2 separate regions of the Homo sapiens genome follow, and region 1 is linked to region 2. The links are chromatin loops, found by intact Hi-C in ENCODE. Cell type or tissue: gastrocnemius medialis. All regions are shown on one strand. Links, peaks and the distances in the headings refer to the core of each region. The heading gives the core; the rest is flanking DNA. Region 1 overlaps MACROH2A1 (macroH2A.1 histone). Region 2 has its middle 13 kb from the start of DCANP1.

Region 1 (10,712 bases), core at 1,510-9,509, 61 kb after region 2:
AAGGGTATTAATCATTGTCAGCCTCCGTCTCTTCCCACCACCCTCTTCCAGTTCTGGTTGCCAAGAAGATGACATAAAACCTCTTTGGGTTTGCCAGGCTGCTCCACTCAGCCTAACTCTCTGACCCTGGATCCCTCCCTTTCTTCCTCCTCTTCCCACCCCACCTGCTTCCTTTTTAGGCAAGTGCATCTTCCATTTAGTGGCTAGAACATGTGGGTTCCCTGGCACCCAGTGCTGGGCTCTTTAAAGGCCGATAGTAGCGCCTGGTGCTGAGATACCCTCTCACGGGGTTGACATCACCCCATCTGCCTACAGGGGACACTCTGGGATTTTATAGAAGGCGCGTTCCCTGCAGAGCTGTGGGAGCCATGTGGAAACAAACCCAAGGCCTCTGGAAATGGCTAATGTGTTGGTTTCCCTTGCCATCGATATTCTGATTGATGCTCCTTGTGGTAACTAGTAGCTGAGGTAGTCTTTGGTTCACATTTATGTTGCCTCTATAAATCTGAGTATTGACTGCTAAAAGTCAATATCTGCTGTTCATTCAGAAAATGAGGGTACTTAACTTGAGTAGCATTGTTTTTCTTGCCCTTTCACTCCCACCCCAGGCCCTGGCAGTCTCTAGTTCATATTCTAACTGTGGCTTGTAATACTAGTTTTAGGGACTTCGGGGGAAGTGCTCTGAATTCTAGGTAAAGGTGGAACAGTTAAGTTCCAAAACATCTGCCGTATGTTGAACAGTTACTGTGTGCTAGGCACTGATTAAATGCTTTACATTTGGTAATTCATCGAATCCTCAAACCACCTAGCTTTCTTAGGAGTAAATTGAGGTTCAGAGTTTAAGTAACTTCTCCAAAATCACACAGCACAGAAACCTTAGCAGTCAGAGGAATTGGACCCCAGAGCACTTCATCCACTTGGCATTTCCTTTGTCTTGAAGCAGCCACCGTACACCTCAGGAAGACTGGTAAATGCCCGGTCCCCAAGGCTGGCTCGATGAAGACACAGCCTGAGGGGACAGACTCTGCAACAGTCATGGGTGATTGCCAGAGACATTCCTGTGGCCTCGTATGGGCAGGGAGGACAGGGGTCCTGCAAGATAGGCCTTGAAGGATAGGCAGCCCTGGACAGGGATGAGGAAAGTCTAGAGCGCACAGGCAGGAGGTGGGTGTGAGCACAGGAGGGGCGAAGTCCCCTGGAGTGACATGTGCTGGCCCGCCGGGAAGGGGCGGTCTGGTGCATGTTAGAGCTGCTGCTGTAGCAGTGGCAGAGCAAGCGAGGTACTGGGCAGAGAGCTGCCCTGAGGAGCCACAGCAGGCGTCGGAGAGGGCAGTGCCCAGTCAGGTATGGGGAGCTTGTGTCACTCAGTGGCACTGAGGAGGGCTGGAGAGTGGGAAGCTTTTTGGCCAATGTCCTTTCATTGTCCCCTTAGCGAAGAGGAGGTGGAATCCTAGGTGTTGGAGCTTAGGCAAATCCTTAGACAAGCAGTCCTCAGCATCGGGAATCCACACCGGCAGACAGCACAGAGGCCAGGCTGGTAAAGACCTCAGGAGCTATAGTGCCCTCTCAGGGGCCTCCCTTTCTATGACACACTCACACTGCTCTAAAAACAGCCATGAAAAAAGAACCTAGAAAGTCTTCGCATGCTCAGAACCATTTTTTGGGAGAAGCAGGATTAAGCAGGCTGGGACAGAGTGTCTGAGGGTAAGGGGGCTTGTGACCTGTGGTACCAAAGGCCAGCTGGGGCAGCCGATAGCAGAAGTGCCTGCAGCTTCTCATCTATCCAGTGTTATAATTATTTTCATTTTGAAAGGAAAATATGCAGAAGATAAATTCAAACAGCACAAAAGGGAGTAGAGCAAAACGTCTCCCTCTGACCAAGTCCCTGATTCTGCTCCCAGTGGGCGAAGCTGCTCCCCTGTCTTGATGAACATGTGTAGCCCGATTGCAGACGTCGCCTCCTCCCCCAACACAGTGCAGCCCACGAAACTCACTGTTCTGCTCCTCGCTCTTTCGCTTTGAGTCCATCTGGGAAACCGTACCATGACAGGGCTCCTTAAATGAGTTTCCTCTTTACATTATACTCTTCAAATCATTTCATTTCAGCAGACATCGCTGATTGTTCACCCCTTCCTGAGATGAATTAAGAACAAATGGCTGTGGTTTTCCCTATCAAAACAAACATACATATTAACCATTTCCTTGTAACTTAATTGAGAGTCCTTGACAGCAAGTGATTGGTGGGTCAGAGGTCCTGCCCAGCTGCCAGCCAGGCCTTGGAGTAGAACAGGTTTCTCAGGGCCTCCCCAGGCACCTTCTCCTTCCCAGGGCCTTGACTTCTACTGCCTGAGCCACTGGCTCTGCACGCTCTGCTGTGGTCAGACAAAAGCCCCAGACCTCATTCCAAGGTAGAGATGCCTGTGGGGGCGCCCTGGGTGCTGTGTTCCATCAAGGCAGGTCTGGCAGCACCGAGGTTAATCGAGTTCAAGTGCATTTTTCAAACATATGTTAACTGTTAAGCATAACAGCAAAGAGTAAACTATTGGCAGAGGAAACACCAGGTTTTCTGTTGCTTTTTTCCTCCTTTTGGCACAAATCCATCCATCGAAATCATCCAGTTATAGATAGAGGAAATCGAGGCAAAGGAAGTGCAGTTTTCTCCTGGTAATCAAGCTTGTCGCACTTTTTTAACAGTGCAGTTGTAGCCTCAACAGTAGTAGCTTGAATTTACTGAGTATACTAAGCATTTTACTTGGTAACTCATTAATCTCATAAGCCTAGAGGTAACCTCAGGTATCACTCCCCCTGTACAGAATAGGAAACTGAGGCTTAGATGCACTTGGCCACATCTTACAGATAATTACAGGAGCTGGGATCCAAACCCCGACGGTCTGTCAGCAGACCCCGGGCTCTCACCACAGTGCCATTTGCGATTGCTGCCCTCCCCTGCAGACAGAGCGGGCAGCTGAAACAGCACCAGAGGTGAGGAAGGCAGAGGAAAACTTCCTGACAAGGAAGATATTCGGGCACTGAGTTGGGTTGGTGGGTTAGATTAAGGTAATGTTTGCTAAGAATCATAGCTCCCCTGTGTTATTATGTATAATGTAAACTTATTTATTTTTTACTTTGAAATAGGGCTGAAAGTTCCAGTCAGTGGAACTTACTTTACAGATTCCCAAATTAAGCTGCATTTCCATCTTATTGGGAGACTTTGTGGGAAGGCAGAAGACTGGACCAAATGCTGTCTCTGAGACCCCTGGCTCCTCCTGGACTTTTCGGAGGAGTCTGCAGTGGGCTTAACAACAGTAGAGGAGTTTGTGTCAGGCTTGGAACCATCTTTGGAATACTACTTTCAATCACTGCTGTAGGTTTTATTTTCTCTATGGAATTCTGGTTCCTTTGAGGCCCCTGGGACAAGCAGATGGAGAGCTTTGCTGTGGCCCAGAGCTCCCAGCTGATGGCTGGGCAAGCTTCAGACCCTGCCACTCAACCTCCTGAAAAGGTGGGATGGGGGCAATGGATTCTGGGATGCGGCTGCAAACACTCAGAGCCACCAAGGGAATTGGAGGAGGTTGTGGTGTGGTCAGAATGCAGGAAGCTCTTAGCAGTCACCTTCCGATTGGGGTTGATTGGGTTAAGGCCTTCTGGGATGGTGTAAAACAGTTCTGAACTCAAAGGACTGCTGATGGAAGGATGATGAATCGAAAGAAATACAATAAACAGATTCCTTGTCATGTTGTTGGCCTTGTAGCAAACATGTTTTCTCCTTGGGATTACGTGAACATTTGCTTTTCTTTGATTTCTGGTTGTTATTTTCAGTATTTCTTTTGTTAAATGAGCTCTGTTTTACAGAGCTTCAGACAGCTCCGTTAAAGCCCCTGACTCTTTCCTATTGCAAGGGTTGTGTTTAGAGTTTGGCTCAGCCTCAACACATCACCTGTTAGCTGTTAGGAGTCTAATTCTGCAAACCATGACTTCATCTTGCTGAAGGAAGATAGACAAAATGCTTCAATACAACAGATATGTTTTAGTTCAAGACATTTGGAAAAAAGAAAAAGGACCCTAAGCCTTTCGTCTCTGGGTGGACTTGCAAAGTAGACCTGTCAAAGGTATTCATGTTCAGACGGCTGGTCTGTAGTCAAAAAGGCTGCCAAACCATGCTGTTATCCAAGGATGTGGGAATTTTGTCAAGCGGCCTTAAAACAGTCATGTTCAATGAAGCTGGGGAACGTTTGGCCCAGGATGTCCCTGCAGGGCTTGCAGCTCTGAGGAGAGGGAATATGGTTGCATCATCTAGGCCACTACAGATGATGGTGCCAGCCACTCACTAGTTGCCAGAGACTGGCCCTGGCCAGGAGTGAGAACCAGAGGCTTATGTGTTTTGAAAAACAAAAATCTTAGAAGAGTTAATGAGCTGGCCAGTTTGCTCACCATTCAACTTGTTCCCTTTGCACCATTTATAATTGGGAACTTTACCACACTTACAGTCCTCTTCAGAGCAGACCCTAAGCGCCTTGGGCCCCAAATCAGTCTAGTATTGGTCATTGGTAACAAAACTTAGACTGTCACCGACTGAGAATACTTGGCTTGATGGGGTGGAGAACCTGGTAAGGGGTTCTGTTTCTTCTCCTAATTGTTCTTTTCCGTTTCTTCCTGTGGTTTCTTATGGATTCCATTTATTTTGGTTACAGCCTCCAGGCTGTGGCTCCTGAAAATTTCCTTCAAGAGAGAATCCAAGGGCTGAGCTCTGGAAACTCTGGAGAAAAGGATTTTTGTGTCCATAGATCTGGTGTTTTCCTGGTTATCTTTCTCAGAATCGCTTTTCTTTTAGACCAGCCACAGACAAAACAGAGACTCACAAAACCTTCCAAAACATGAAATGAATTGAGTGCAAGAACCCACCCTCCCCCTTGTAGGAAGGCATCGGCTCCATTCACTTTGAGGCAGAGGCTTAAGTTGGCTCTGTTCTAGCCTAGGAGAAAGCCCTCCTTGCTGGTGGGAATGTGAGGGCCATCCCAGTGTGCATGGGGGGCAGGCAGGCATTGCTGTACAGCCCTGAGCCTGGGGCCTCCATGACTTTGCCCTCCATATTATTGCAAAGCAGAGGATCACTTACAGGGAAGAAAACTACATCAGGACATCTCCTTTGGTGACGTGTGCCCTGTCCCAATTCCTCAGCAGTCAGTCACCCTCTCCGCTCCCCCCTGAATAGGAACATGCCCTGGAGAGCAGATGGGAACCGTTCCATCTTGTTGAGTTGCTGGCATTTTGCACCTCTGCTGTCTCTGCAGCAGGCAACTCTTTCTTAGCCAGGAAAGCCCTTTACGATGGCTTTTTCTAAACCTGGACTAAGGATGAGAGGGTGAGTATTACTGATGGTTGGCAGGGGATGAGTGTGTATTCTGGGTTACTGCTTTTGTTAAGTCGGGCACCCTCCATTTTCCCTGGCCATGGTGAAATGCCCCGGCCCTCTGCTGCTGCAGCACAGGAGAGGGGTGGGACACTGAATATACTTCTCATAAAAGGTGTGTTTCTGAGGTGCTCTGTCTTGTGTGTCCCTTAACGATGGGGTTACTATGGTAACTATCCATCTGAAAAAAATGCAAGAGTAAACAGAAGATAAAGCTCTTGCTTAACTAGCTGGAAGGTGGATCTGTGCCCCTCTTTGTTATCCCTACTTGACACAGCTCCCTCCTCCCTACCCACAGGGCTGAGGGCCCACCCTATGGTGGTAGGAGTATGGAGAGGCAGTAATTTTGGCTTGTGCAGATAAAAGATGAGCTGGGGTTTTGCAAAAAGGAAGAGTCTTGGATTCTGGGGCTCCTTGGTAAAGAAGGCAACAGAATGACATCCCTGCCCAGCTCTTTCTAAGGAGCTGAGATGCTCCTCCTTCTGCCCCTCCTTATCCACCTTGCTACTCACTGTCACTTACAGGTTGGTCCAGTGTGGCATCCCTGATTCCCAGTTGAATAGCAAAACATAAGCATGGTCCTTCAAGTTTCTCTAATGGAGAAACTGAGGCTACTGAACTTTTCAGTCACAAAGTAAGAGCATAAAGGGGTAAAGCTTGCGAAGCCAGGGATAATGTCCTCTAGCTCCTGGAGAATCCATTTTCAGGTTTCTCAACCCGATGTGCTTACTTCTGGGCTACTCTGTTGCTTTCTGTTCTTTACATACTACCTGCCCTCACCCAAGTCAGGGGCCCAACCACACTCTTCAGGTCTTTTTATCCATCATTCTCATTTTTCCTGCACAAAAAAAAAGTGAAGGCAGCACTGCAGAAAATATAGACCACATCCCTCCCCTCCTCCCCGACCACCAACGGCCACTGAGCCTTCTCTCAGGGAGGGCCTTCCTCCAACGTTTTGGGCAGGAAGAGGAAACAGGCCACCTCCACTTTCCTGAGAAACTGTACCTTCAAACGATTTTCTTGCCAAAGGGTTGGGCTTAGGACTTAGCAAAACAGGTCACCACTGTGGGCATTCTCCTTCTGCCTCCCTTCCTCTCTGTTAATGAGGGGGCAGATAAAGCATTCTTGGCACATTATGGTCAGAAGATTGTAATCCATCAGCCTCCTCCTGTATATTCTGGCTCTGCAGATACCGATGGCCCAAAACTTCGTTGTGGCCTCCAAAAGGGGAAGGTTGTGGAAGGGAGGGGAAGCCAGCAAAGTGGGCTACAGCTCAGTGGTGCTTGATATGCCTCTCAGGCCTTCCTGCCGTGAGGATTCTGCCCAGCACCCATCGTGGCTGACTCTCCTTCATGTTCCATTGCTCCCAGGCTCTGTGTTCTTGTTGGGCTTAGACTCTTGGTTTGGCATCCTCTTGGGCCGTGGGCAGGACAGTGGCATTACGGATGTGCTCTCCCGCCCATGAACACAGGAGAATGAAGGCCAAGCTGGGCTGGCCAGGCAGGCGCTTCTGCATTCACAGTACCCAGGGCCCAAGGTCACATAGGCATCACAGGCACCTTTTTGGCTTGGCCAAGGTGGGCCCATCACTGCTGGGCATTGGGACACTACCACGATCAATGATAGGGAAGCTTCAGTGAAAATGCTGGGTGGCCATCTCCCTCCTCCACTGGTAAACTAAACTGTGCTGACACTGGTACAGGGAAGGGAATAGCGTTGTGGAGACTGATGGGTGAAAGTGGGAAATGTGAGCCCCTCCACCAGATTCCATGTAAGCACTGGCTATCTTGCCTTCCACCCTGCCTTAGTTTTGTGGCTCTCACATGTATAAAGCCCAGGTAAGGGACCCTGTGGCATTCTTTATCACTCTCTGTATCACTGGCATGTGTAGCCCTGCAGGCCTGGGAACACTGAGAAGACAGGGGCCTCCTGGTGCCTTGGGTCCCTCCTGCCAAGCACAGAGTTGTGTGTCATCAGTATGGTGATTACTGAGCAAAGGAATTCCTGCCTTGGATTTAGGGGGAAACCTGCTATTTCAAGTGTGTCTGATCTCCTCCCGCCCCTGCCCCCAAAGCTAATATGAGAGTTTCCTTGAGTAGCCAAGCAATTTTTCAGCTTTACACACATACAGCAGGTTATTTGCATTGGGTGGAGCTGTTAGTACCTCTTAAAAATGCATGCCCTGTGTCATACCGTAAATTTTTAACACACGATTTTTATGCAGCTAGAATTTTCTTCCTAGTTATTTCATAATGATTCTGAGTGCTGGTGTTGCTGGAGAAATCTAGTGTTTACAACATAACTAAATATTAGAAATTCTTTAGTACTGGGAGGAGGTCAGATTTGAGTTGGGCCCAGAAGGGTAGCCTAGAATGACATCCCAGTGTGGGCAGAATTGCAGAAGTGGAGAATATAAGATCCATTCTGGGTCTATCCGTATGCCTCACTAAGAAAACAAGGAGACAGTGATGAGGTTGACAGGTTACCAAGAGAACTGTAATGCCAAGGAGAAAACCAGGTTTTGCCAAAGGGTACTTCCTAGTTCCCACCATCTTTGGTGCTGTGGAAAACCTGTCTTGTCTTGTGAGACTGTGCCCAGATGGCAGGTAAATCAGCTCTTAACTTAGTACTAACTATGGGTTATGCTCATAGCCCTTCTAGTTTTTATTTTCTTGCATACATTTTATTTTGAAAAATTTCAAACATACAGAATGTCAAGAATACACTGATTTCATCACCTTACATATTTGTTTCCTTGTGTTAAGAACTTTTAAAATCTATTATTTTAGCAATTTTTAAATATACATGATTGTTAACTATAGTTACTATTCTGCACAATAGATCATTAAAACTTCTTCTAACTGAAACTTTATGTCCTTTGACCAACATTCGCCCCGACCCCACCCCCAGTCCCTGATTCCACATAGAAATGAATTCATGCTATATTTGTCCTTCTGTGCCTGGCTTATTTCACTTAGCATAATGTCCTCCAGGTTTATCCATGTTGTTGCAAATGACAGAATTTCCTTGAAAGAGGAATGTTCTTATAATCATATACCTAGATTTAACAACTGTTAACATTTTGCCATATTTGCTTTATTCCTTAGAGCTTTTTCAGAATGGAGGGCAAGTTGTAGGCATCAAGATGCTTCACCCCTAAATACATCAGCATGTATCTCCTAAGAACAAGGATGCTCCCTACAGAATGGCAATACCATTATTACACTTAAGAAAATAATCCCGTGTGTCTGATACCCAGTCCACATTCAGAGCTCTTCAGTTGTCTCCAAAATGACTTTCCTAGCTTTTATTAAAAGAATCAGAATTTCATCAAGGAGTGACACATTATATTTGGCTTTTACATCTTTTTCACCTTTTGAATCTACAACAACCTCCCCCCACACACACACACTTTAAAAAATGTATTTGTGATGTTGACTTTGTAAAGAATCCAGTCACATCCTTCCAGTTTTGCATCCAGATGTGCAGGCATTCAGCATTGATGTAATCAACAAAGATTTAACAGGCCTCCTCAATAGCAAGCCATCCTGTCCTTGAAACTCTAAGCAGGCATGGTATACTCTCAGGGACCACACTGAGGACTTTGGGTTTGGCCCTGGTGACATCTGCAGTGCTAACTGCAAGCACCCTTTCTGGGAAATGAGAGCTGGAACTGGGTTCAGATCTCAGCCCTCCCACTCACTCACTCAGTGATCTTCAGCTGGTCCCTTCTCCCTCAGCTTCAGTTCCTTCATCTCCCAAACAAGGGCATTGGACCTGGGGCTTCCTAGGTCCCACTCAGCTTTGCCATTCAGCACCTCTGTGACTCTGCCCACAGCTTTTCACCTCAGGGTAGCTGCTTCCTGAAGCAGCTGCCTCTGCCCATTCCTGGCACTGTGAATGTGGGGACCGGGGCGGGGACACATGGTCCTCTAACATGACCATACACTCATCTCTGCTCCCCACAGCGGAGATTCTGGAGCTGGCTGGCAATGCAGCGAGAGACAACAAGAAGGGACGGGTCACACCCCGGCACATCCTGCTGGCTGTGGCCAATGATGAAGAGCTGAATCAGGTATGGGCCTCTCCCATCTCCCACTGATGTTTGAGCAGGTGGTCATACTGCCCAAGAAACATAGCTGAGAGGCTTTGGTGTTGGCTGGTTATGAAAGGTGTGGACTGCCTTTTGGATTAATTAGCAGCTTCTCTGCCTCCCATGGCAGTTTTTCCCCAAGGCCTTATTGGGAGTGTTGGGGGAAGCAGGATAATACAAGGTATTTGGCTCTCCCGAAAGGAGAGAGATGATCTAAATTCCATTTGAGTGAGGGACTCTGGGGACTGGATCCCTGAGCAGTGAGCTTGAGTCCTGGCAGCATCCTCATGGAGGATGCCATGGAGGAAGGAGCTGCACCAACCCAAAGCAAGACTGTCCTGGGCAGGGCTGGCTTCTTGAAGGTTAGAAGCAGGGTATCTGGCTCACTATCTGCTATTCTGGTTTTCCTGAAAGCTGCTAAAAGGAGTCACCATAGCCAGTGGGGGTGTGTTACCCAACATCCACCCCGAGTTGCTAGCGAAGAAGCGGGGATCCAAAGGAAAGTTGGAAGCCATCATCACACCACCCCCAGCCAAAAAGGCCAAGTCTCCATCCCAGAAGAAGCCTGTATCTAAAAAAGCAGGAGGCAAGAAAGGGGCCCGGAAATCCAAGGTATGTGATTTGGCCAGAATGTATGAAGTGGGATAGGATGGGGTACGGATAAACAGGGTTACCAGGGCACCCCCCTCATTCCCCCTGTGGGCTCATCCCACTGATGGGAGAATAAAGGAGGAACATGTAGGAGCTGATTACTCTCCAGAGGGGCTAGTCCAACACAAGTAGCCAGAGTCAGGAGGCCCTCCCAGAGTCTGGACCCAGTTGAAGGACAGAACCTCTGTAGGCAAGGGGGATGGGTGGTGGGCTTTCAGGGATAGTGTCAAGCTGGAAGGACTCCCAAGCTGGCCCTTCCAGGGAGATGCACACACCTGTGGGAAGGGGGCTTCCCTGTGTTAGGGGACAGCCACTGTCTAGTCCTGTGGCCAGCTACCTGCATGCCCTGATGCTCAGTTGCAGAACTCTCATGTTGCCATGGCTGCATGTCTTCCATCAGGGCGCTCTAGACAGTTCACTCCAGAATGGTTGCCTCTGTCAAGGAGGAAAATGGATGTATTACTCAGGTGCTTCTTCCTGGGCCTAACTTGGATTGGCTGGGTCCTAGGTGCTGGAAACCCTCTCATTAGTGTTATCTAATGTCATCTTGGGTGGAGA
Region 2 (10,712 bases), core at 1,518-9,517:
GGGCAGCCCACACCAGCACACAAGCTCTGACTGCACTCCACTGTCAAAGCTCACCTTACAGGCATCGCCAGACACGGTTCACAACTGGAGTGCCTGTGCCAGGCCTGGACTTGGCCCTCTGGCTTTAAGGGAATATTAAGTAAGAGGTCACACTCACTTCTTTCCTAGGACTTCTGTCACAGAGCTCGGGGACAGTGACATTCAGAGGGTGCCTTCCTTCCAAGATTGGAGGAAAACACAGCTCTCTGAGATCCACCCATTTCTCTGCCCTCTGGGACACAGGATGTTGGTGTCTCTGCTAAACTGATCAGAAGGCAGCAGAAGGGCTTTAAACTCAATTCTCTGAGCTGTAGCCAAACCCCAAGGCCTCCTGGACACCGAGAGCTGGACAGTGCCTGGCTGACCACCCAGGCTGCATGCAGCGTTACCCAGCAGCCCCTTGGAGATCCCCAGACAGGCCACCACCCCGCCCCGCAACATGGAGCAGCCAGCACTGGATTCCAGGACCTCTGCTTGGGGCTCAGATCCCAGACCCCCAAACTCACATGTGGCTGGAAACCAGCCCCCACAAAGTCCTCCCGTGCAAAATGAGACCTTCTCCCACCTCCCACCTTCCCCCAGCTTGGCTACTTCCCCTCCAGCTTCTGGGTAGGAGATACTCCATTGCCCAGGCCACACCCCCTCAATCCTTTGTCATTTCAAATTTTCTGGCATGTAGGTTTGGTATGCTTGGCTCTTTTAAACATCACGCTTTATGGCCCTTTGCAGTGTAATTTCGTTCCTGTCCTGCCATTCAATTTGAATTAAATATCAAACAGATGTGAGTCATTTTTTTTGCTCTTTTTAAAGAAAAAGTTTAATATTAGAGAGCATGCCCTCCTATAAGATCAGGAAAGCCATTTGGAGAAATAAGCCCCTTCAAATTAAAAAAGAATCACATTGATTAACGTTAAGATGCTTTCAAGTGATACATTTCGAAGTGCTAAGGGAAGGTGTTTCCAGCAAGCTATAAAGCAGCCCGTAGAAAGAAGGGGAAGATATACGGCCCAAGGCTGATGGGGAAATTGGAGCTCTGAGAAGGGGCAACCCCACCTGGGAGGAAGCTCTGAGCTTGGAGATGAGGTTCACAGATGATGTTGGGGGAGGCCATCTTCCCTGAAGGCCTTAAGCGGGCCCCTGTGCTCTGCAGCCTGTGTGGTCAGGCCGGGAAGGGAAGCGTGAAGGAGCTCCATTTTGCTCAGAGAGCTGGCCTGGCCTGAGTGCCCATTCCTCTTCCTCACATGCGTGTGCTAGCTTGGCCTGTCTCCCTCAGCCAGCTGTCCCCAGTGATTTTGTATGTCTGGACATGCTGAATGGCTTAATCCACTCATTCCTGCTGCAGTCTCTCGGGTAGTGCAGTCTTTGGCTTTTTGTGGGTCTTGGACACCTCAGAAAATGATAGCTATGGCTTCTCTTTGCACATAGGAACACACGCAACTTGCATTCAACCTCAGGAGCCTATGGTTTCCTGGTGTAGATTCTCCCTCTTCCCCCAGCCCAAGACAGCCAGAGCGTAGAGCATTCCATTACCAGGACACTCAGTGCACAGGGCCAAGGCCTTCCTCTCACAGAGAACGGGAACCTATGTTTACTGAGCACCACGTGCCTAGCACTGTGTAGGGGCTTTTGCATGAGCCAGAGGAGCTGGTCGGTCTCCAAACTGCTCTCCCTTCTTGGCAACATGCATACCTGGAACTCAGTGTTATTGGACCTGCTGCCGTTCATGGCTACAAGCCAGGGCTGCTCCTAGCGCCGCCTCAGGCTAAAGTATTTCCATGTGGTCCTTTGACTCACTGCACCTAAAGGCAGCTCTCCAACGACAGCCGGCTCACTACAAATGGCATTTCCACGTGGCAGGGCAAGGAGCCAGAAGGCATCTGATTCCAGCTGGTCTTGAACATCCTGGACCCTGGGACAAGGCTCTGCATACCCAAGGTTTGCCTCTGGGATGACGTGCAAGTGCCCAGAGACCATGGGGAGCATCAGGCCCCACTGATGAGAAACAGAACCAACACTTCCTAGAATTCCTCAGACAAAAGAGAAGTTGAGTTGAGGGATTTAGAGCAAAGAAAAGCCTAGACTTCGGTCTCAGACAGCCAAAGTCTGGATCCCAGCTCTACCACTTACTGGCTCTGTGACCTTAGGCAAGAGCTCAACCTCTCCCAGCCTCAGTTTCTTCTTTCTGTGAAACAGGAGTATCACAGGTCTTACAGGGTGTCTGGGAGGATAAAATGGGGGTGCCTGTGAAGGACTCTGCACCGTGCTTGACCGACATTAAGGCCTCAATGTTTGGAAATTATCTTTTTGCCCCCTTCCCTCCAAGGTGACAAGCCTCCTATCTGATGGTGCTTGCTGGGGCCTGGGGGACTGGGAAGTGAGTCACAGCAGGCTCAGTCCCTGAAGGAACCATACCGATGGCCACAAGAGGAGCCGCAAATGCAAAAGGAGTGTGCGTTACTGTCTCATAATTCCTGTTTCAGGGGAGGGAAGAGGGGGGAGGGGAGAGGGGAAGAAAGCAGCAGAAATATCTGCAAGTGGTTTTAGAAGAGGAATTGAAATTCACAAGCCACTGCTGCCATTCCAACCGTTATTTTCATCCACGGCAATTCAGTCGCAATGTACCGAGATTCATCCTGAGAGCCTTGGGTGTGGGGGCTGTGGCGGGTGCAGCACAGAAATGGTGAGGCCCAGCTTCTGCCCTCCAGGGACCCAGGACCACATCCAGATTCCAGAAGGACTCTGAGCTCAACCTGACAAAGGCTGGTCTGGGCAGAAGGGGTTTCTGAGCGGGGCAGGGACGAAGTCATACCTTGAAGGATGGGCCGTCTGCTGAGAGAGAGGGACAGCCCCTGGCTATGCCTTGCTGCCCACTGGGCAGGGGCCCAGGGACAAGGTAGCCAGCTCTCTGAGTTCTCCATTTAGCCCCCTCCACCTCCCAGCTCACATAGCCCCACACGACAGACATTTATTTGTGTTTCACTAAGAACAAGAGGTCCTTTCTAAAGGGGCTGCTCGCTGCCCAGCCTGGAAACTCGTAACAGCAATGAAAACACATTTCTCTTACTCTGCAGCTAACAGGGTCAGCAGAGTGTCACTCAGAGTCCTGAGGATGTGGGTGAGGCTCCACTCCCAGCCCCTCCTCAGGAGCCCAGGTCTCTCTCCAGGTGACAGGGGCAGGGGGAGACATGAGGCCCTAGGCTGTTAAAAGGGGCTTACTATGACGGTGGCTTAGCCCCATAGCCTCCAAGATCCCCAGGATGCCCAGTCTGAGTCCAGAACCTCGTGTGGTGGCCACATGCATTCTGTTGACTGTTTCCGTGTTCCCTACGGGGCAAAAGCTCAGCCACAGGCTTTTCTCCAGCGTTTGGGACCACATACATTCTGTCCTGGACTGATGACATGGAGTCTTCTCCTAGTAGGAACTTGATAACTTAGACACATTCATATCTGTCTCTGCTCTTATTTAATTTTCGTGTTTTAATATGCATTTAACTACGTGGATAACTGAAATGTATTTAAATAAACATTTACTTACATGCCCCTCCAATCTTCCTCAGGGTACACACTTTCTCACAGTTGTAATCAGGCTACACAGACTCATTTTCCTCAGTTATTTCTTGGAATTTCATATGGCTCCATCCTTGTCATATTGAGCTTATTGGTTACACATTATTATGTCACAATACACCTTAGTCTATAACTAACCAATGAGCATTTTAACTGGTTAAAATGTTTTTGCAATGGTTAATGTAATACTTCAAAGTATTCATCAAATACTTTTTCTTTGGAACAATTCCCTTGAGAATGTTCCCAGGGGCTGCATGCTTTGTGGATCCTCTATGTGCCTGATGTTTTGCAGACTATCTCATTAATCCATGTGCTGATCCAGCAGACTTTGTTCCTATGATGCCCATTTTACAGATGGGAAAACCAAGGTGGGTAGGGTTGGAGTGGACATTTGCCCAGAGCCAGCCAGTGTGTCTCCATGAGCCATTTCTTGGAATGCCCCTCCCTCCAGGTATACTCTAAGTGTAACGGGAGCCCCGAGTGCCTTTACCCATGGCAGTGAATAACAATGGTGGGATGCTTCAGTGGCAGTGAAAAGCTGGTATGGGATGAAGAAAGCTGCTTCTTCAGCCTCTGAAACCACTGCTACAGATGGCCATCTTGAGCCAAGCCCAGGGCTGCCCTCCCCGACCCCTCCAGAGACCCTTTAAGTAAAGGAGGAGGTGGTTTTTGGATCTCTAAGCCCCTCTGAAGATGTGAAAATGGGGGCAGGTCAGCCACATGAAGCGCCAGCTACAATGTGTAAACACACCTCAGGGCGATGCTAATCTCCAGGTCAGGCCCTGGTGCCACCAGCAGCCCACTGCAGACACAGAGGCTGGGGTGGTTCTGGCCAAGGGCGCTGTGTGATCTCGTGTCCATGGCAGAATGTCACCGGGTTCCCAGGGCCAGGCAGCAGACCACTGGTTGGCACCTCTGTCTGCCCTGCAACGGTGTGAGTGCCCTGTCCAGCCTTCCCTAGATGCAAAGCTGCCACAGTTGCCAAGCCAGAGAGGGGCCCATGGGCTCATGCAGGCATCTCAGCCCCTGGTTGTGCCCCTGGGTGAGGTGCACGGGGCTAATCAGAAACACCTGTGTACATGGAATTTCCTGCCCCAGTTCAGCCTTCATTTCCTCTGCCAGTAAAAACCCAAGACGTGCAAAGGTGAAAGAAACCAGCCAGTCAATCACCCAGACGACGGCCACCAGGGCCGCAGAGACAGGACTTTCTAAATTAAATTTTAATTCCCACCCGATGGCCCAGCTGAGACAGCCATGATTCAAACCTTGCAACGGGCTGCCTTGGCCAGGCAGACCTTCACCCAGGTCCTTGCAGGAATTAACCCCACCCCCTGGCCAGCGGACGGTGCTGTCTGCCTTGGCCATCGGGTTGTAGAATGAGACCCCAAGAATGAAAGGGACCCCCTTTCCCTTCAACTTCATTGTGCAGCTGCAAGAGTTGCCCAGCTGATTAGCTGCTCACTACTTCAGACTGAATTATTAGGTGCTGGAGAGATCAGAGCCCGCCAGTGACTCGGGGACATTTAGCAAGACAACATCAAAGGCAGGGGCTGCCCGGGTCCAAAGTGTAGGATAACGGTTAGAGCCCGAGGGTCTGGGCTCTGTCCTGGCGCAGCGGGTTTAGGTGAGGAGAGAGTCGTAAAAATGCCTCCGTTTTTCCAGAACATTTTTCCAGAGATTCCTGCAGGCTCGGGGAGGAGGGGCTTGGCGTGAGAAGAAGAGAAGTATTGAGCTGCCCACTTTATGGTCAAACAAACTGCAGCATCTTCTGGGAGAATGACTTGCCTGACCACACAGCTGGCTGGGAGCAGCTCGCCAGGCTGAGCCCATCACCGGAGACTGAGTCACGACCCCCATCTCCCAACCTCAGCCAGACATGGGAGGGACAGGGAGGTGGCCTTTAGAGGCAAATATCCAGGGGTAAGAACTCGGGCTTGGGAGTCATGGAGTCCTGGACACGAAGCCCAGCTTGTGCCCTTCTGCAGGCTGACTTTCCCCAGTCTCAGCCTCATGGTCCACAAAATGGAAAATAACTGTAGCCCCCCCTAGCCCTAACCCTCATAGGATTGCTGCAACGAGAACAAGGGCAGAGGGTGCTTTACGCTGAGGAATGTGATGAGCCAGGGCCAGATGGGGCGACCTTTGAGAGAGAGCTTCTGCTTCTCTGCCTGTGGCCTATCAGCGACAGTCACCACGGGAGCAGGAAGAGATGGCCCTCCCTTCAGGAGGATCTGAACCCCTGCTGGACACCACTTCCTGTCAGCCTTATGTCCGGCACCACCATGGTGAGACACATATGTCCCCCTCTCCATTCTATCTGATTGGCCTCCTTGTCAAGGGGCCCAAATGCATATCACTGGCGATGGTGGGCGAGCCGGCAGGGTCAGGAGTACTGGCACAAATCCTCCTTAGTTTTGCAGAAGCAACTGCACAAGAGAATGTTTGGGATCTTCAGGGCAGCAGATGGGGCTGGAGGCCATGGGCCGACTTCCCAGCAGAAGGACTGTGTAGCGCTCCCCAGGAAGCAAAAAGTGTCCCAGGGTTTCAAATCTGCCTTCTTTTAAAAATAGCTTTATGATTTTTAAATGATCCATACCCGTGCTCTACTGCAACTACATACAGTAACAACATTGCTCAACAATGTTGAGCAAAGCCAGCCAGACACAAATGAGTTCACACTGTGTGATTCCATTTATATGAAGCTTAAAAATAGGCAAACAGAATCTCTGGAGTTTAAATCAGGAAATGGGTCAGCCCTGGGGGGTGGTGACTGGAAGTTGACACTGGAGGTAAGAGCGCCTGTGATGTTCCCTGATCTTGGTGCTGGCTACATGGGTATGACCACGTAGTGAAATCCCCTGAGCCACACACTTATGACTTGTGCACTTTTCTGTATGTCTGTTATATCCAATAATAAATTTCCTTAAAATAAATGGTCAGGCTCATAGCAACATTGTATGTACAAATAAATAAATATGAAACATTGGGCCAGGCACAGTGGCTCACGCCTGTAATTGCAGAGCTTTGGGAGGCTGACACAGGAGGCTTGCTTGAGGCCAGAAGTTCAAGACCCGCCTGGTTTTAAAAATTGCAACAACAAAAAAAATGCATAAAATAAATATAAAACATTGATCCTTATTGAAAAAATGTTTTTTACAATAGAAAATTGGAAACATGTCATTTATCCTACCATCCAGCTTAATTCTTATAATGTTTTATTATATTTCCTTCCCACCTCTTTCCATGTACTGTGTATGTATATTTGGTACTTTTAGTATTATTCTTATATGTAAAATTATAGATCTAACTTTTTTCTTTGTGTCATATTGTGAAGATTTTTGTACACATCTTTAATGACTTCTAAAAACTATCCTGATGAGTATACTATGCCACCACATGGACACATCATGCTTTAACTTAGTGGTTCTCAACCGGAGTGGATTTTGCCTCTCCCCAGAGGACATTTCACAATGTCTGGCTTGGGGAGAGGATACTACCAGTATCCAGCAGGTAGAGGCCAGGGAAGGTCTGTGTCTTGTTCACTTCCATTTCCCAGGGGGCTGGTCCAGACCTGGCACCTGGTCGGGGTTCAGTAAAAATCAGTAGGATGAAAGTGACCCTTCCTCTTTCCTCCCTTGCTTGTGAAGATGACCTGTACTTACATTTGAGTTTCTAGGCCAGGCTCTTTTCTGTCTTTTTCCCTGGATGGGACATATTAGAATAGTTTTTGAAAATGTGTCTAAGGGACTCAGGGTGAAAGTGCAAACCAATCTCAAAGAATACCTGAGTTGCCAGGCAGCAAGAAGACACTGGCACACATTCTCAAAGATGAGCCCAGAAGATATTTCATAATTGCCCAAGACAGTCTCATTACTTTAGTCTAGTAATTATTACTAGACATTATTATAGTCTAGTAATTTGCTTACTTTACAGGCAAGGAAAAATTTATTCAAAATATACAATATATTGTGCCGATTACTGGGAGTAGAATACTGGAAGAGAGATCATATACCACTGATGGAAGAAGTACAAACCTGACCCTGGCACTGGGAATATTAGGGAGAGAGAACCATCTCTCTCTCATCATTAAGGCACGACCATCTTCAACAAAACCAGAACCCAGAGTCACCTCCTGCCTCTGGCCTTTGCTGGACCCAGCAGAGGAGGCTGGCTGGAGAAATGCAGGGCGGAGAAGGAACCAGGACAGGGCTCTGAGGCCGCCCTAGAGATGGGTAGATGGCACTGCAGGGCCCCAGATCTCAGGGCCACCGGGTTGATTTTAGAGTCACTGCTAGTCCTTTGACCCCAAGACTGCCATAATCAGACTCAGCCTGGATAAACTAATGTGCCCATCCAGACTCTCAGACTCACTGGGGCTCAGTGAGCCCCTGGACCCTGCATGGAGTGGCATACCTTCCTCCTCGCAGTGTGGAAAGTGCTCTGCTTTCAGGACAAGCTCTGAAAAGCAGCATGAACTGTTTTGTTTTCTCGTTTTGTGCAAGAAAGCCAGTTGGCATACCCTATCTGTATTTCTAAAGTGGCCATGGATTACCTACATCAGAGGCACTTCGGATGCTTGTTAACAAGGTACATACTGGGGCCCCACACTGGACTTCCTGACTCAACCAATCTGGGAGCAAGTGCCAGGAATCAGAATCTCAATAAGCTCTTCAGGCAATACACACACACACACACACACACACACAATATACACATATACATACATATATACACACATATATATACACATATACATATATAAAACATAAAACATGTCATTTTAACCATTTTAAATATTCAAGTCAGTGTAATTACAATTCACATTGTTGCACGAACATCTTCACTGTTTTCAACATTTTGTGTGTGTGTGTGTGTGTGTGTGTGTGACGAAGTCTCACTCTGTTGCTCAGGCTGGAGTGGAGTGGCACGATCTAGGCTCACTGCAACTTCTGCCTCCCAGGTTCAAGTGATTCTCCTGCCTCACCCTCCCGCGTAGCTGGGATTACAGGTGCCCATCACCACGCCTGGCTAATTTTTGTATTTTTAGTAGAGACAGAGTTTCACCATGTTGTCCAGGCTGGTCTCGAACTCCTTACCTCAGGTGATCTGCCTGCCTCGGCCTGCCAAAATGTTGGGATTACAGGTGTGAGCCACCACGCTGGGCCGGTTTCCAGCATTATCACCCCAAACAGAAACCCTATCCCCATTAAATAATAATGTTTTCCCCTTCCCCCAGCCCTTGTAACCTCTAATCTACTTTCTGTCTCTGTGAATTTACCTAGCCTAGATATTCATCTAAATGGAGTCATACCATATGTGTCCTTTTGTCTCTGGCTTAGCTCACTCAGCATAATGTTTGCAAAGTTCATCCATGTTGTATCATGTAACAGAACTTCATTCTTTTTTATGGCTGAATAATATTTCATTGTATATATGCACGCTACATTTTGTTTATGCATTTATCCTTCTATGGACACTTGGGATGTTTCCACCCTTTGGCTATTATGGATAATGCTGCTATGAGCATTAGAGTTCAAATATCTACTTGAGTCCCCGCCTTCCTTTTTGTGTTTGTGTGTATACCTAGAAGTGAAATTGCGGGGTCATATAGTAACTCTATGTTTCACTTTTTGAGGAACTGCCATACTGTTTTCTATAGTAGCTGAAACATTTTCTATTTCTACCCACAATGCATGAGGGTTCCAGTTTCTTCACATCCTCACCAATGCCTGTTATTTTCCTTTTTTTTTTTTCTGCCTAATGTGCATAGCTTTGGGATGTGGGAGGAAACCCGAGTGCCCAGAGAAAACCCACGCAGGTATGTGGATAATGTGCCAACTGCACACAGACAGTGGCCCCAGGCCGGAATTGATTGTTTTTTTTTCTCATCAATCTTATAACGAAGCAACATTGGATGAATGGACATTATGGGAGGACTCACTGTATAGCCGTCTCAGTAGGTGCGAAGTGGAATCTCACTGTTGTTTTCTTCAGATCATTCTCACACACGCTAAAGTTGGAGAACTCTGTTGTCAATAAAACAGAGCACTCAGCAGAGAGACAGGGACCCAGGGTAAAGAGAAGGGGATTTTTGTCACTTTTCAAAGAGTTCATTTTTTTAAAAAACAAACGCTGGTTGCTAATGCTGAGTTCAGTGGCCCATCGAGAGCATTCCATAGTCCTGAAGTGAATTTGAAGAGTTTGGGGGCTGCAAAGACTGGATTTAGAGTTGCGAGGCTGCAGGCAGGCTTGCGTGAGCGGGGCAGCGGGCCAGTGTGGGTGACAATGGTGCTGTGGAAGCCCATGGGCAGGGCTGCACTCTCATTAAGCTTTCGCTGGTGAAAGGGATTGAGTCTGAACATCTCTCCAGGGTCTAATAATTTTATGAGTCGGCTTTGTGGGATAACTTCACTTTTTTGGAAGCACTGTAATGAGAATGCGCAATAGGAAAAGTGCCAACTGGCTTTTTAATAAAGTCATCTGAGGCAGGGGTGGAAGAACAACTTCCCTGCCTTCCCACCAACACAATTTGTGCAACAGGACTCAGAGGGGAAGATACCAGGCTTCGGGCCCATCTTGACAGACACCAAATAGAGGGATTTTCTTATATTCCAGGACTCTGGTCCAGGCTGAGTAATAAATCTCTCTGGAAGCGGGGGATGCCTCCTCATAACCCTGTATCAGCTGCCCATTAGTCATGGGGGTTCTGAGGGTCTGGGAAGGGTTGCGTGGTACCCAGAGCTGACCCCTGAGCCCCCGTAGAGGCTGCTCTCTTCCAAATCCCAAATCCTGCCAGAAGAAATGCTCATTGCTTTAGGTGTAATTGTGCTTATTTGGCTACACTGGGACAATTAGCAAAGCAGAGTTCTGTGGGTAAGAGCACTCTCAATGGGACTTGTAAGAGCCACAGCCAAGAGATCAAATAACCCCCTTGCTCTCTGTGCAGCAGGCCTGGAGTCCATCAGAAGGACACGCCCAGCCAGCCACGATGTAACGTTGGTGCAGACAGCTAGCGGGGCAGTGAAGCAAGCAATAAAGAGGCCTAATCTCTTAAGGCAACATGAATTGTTGGCGAGAACACAAGGGGAAAGCAACGTTAGCCAAGG

The links. A loop is a pair of places that touch in the nucleus more often than their neighbours do. Peaks named below come from ENCODE experiments on the same cell type or tissue, not always from the same donor. Only the 100,000 strongest peaks of a DNase experiment are listed, where the experiment ranks them.
Region 1: it touches region 2 in a loop (5-fold over the local background); 12 of 110 quality-filtered maps call a loop at or near these places.

The regions. Positions count from the first base shown.
Region 1 is chr5:135,368,809-135,379,520 of GRCh38, reverse strand. MACROH2A1 (macroH2A.1 histone) reads left to right here. Exons shown (of 9, transcript NM_138610.3): 3 at 9,379-9,485; 4 at 9,918-10,115. Among named protein-coding and RNA genes, the nearest start is that of MACROH2A1, 25 kb to the left of the region's middle. In gastrocnemius medialis, for the core only: no CTCF peak of the experiment used is centred there; DNase peaks (open chromatin) are centred at 4,290 and 5,200; H3K27ac peaks cover 2,585 bases.
Region 2 is chr5:135,429,407-135,440,118 of GRCh38, reverse strand. No RefSeq gene overlaps it. Among named protein-coding and RNA genes, the nearest start is that of DCANP1, 13 kb to the left of the region's middle. RefSeq lists enhancers at 2,681-2,840, 3,665-6,210. In gastrocnemius medialis, for the core only: no CTCF peak of the experiment used is centred there; DNase peaks (open chromatin) are centred at 1,838, 2,428, 5,778 and 6,368; H3K27ac peaks cover 3,393 bases.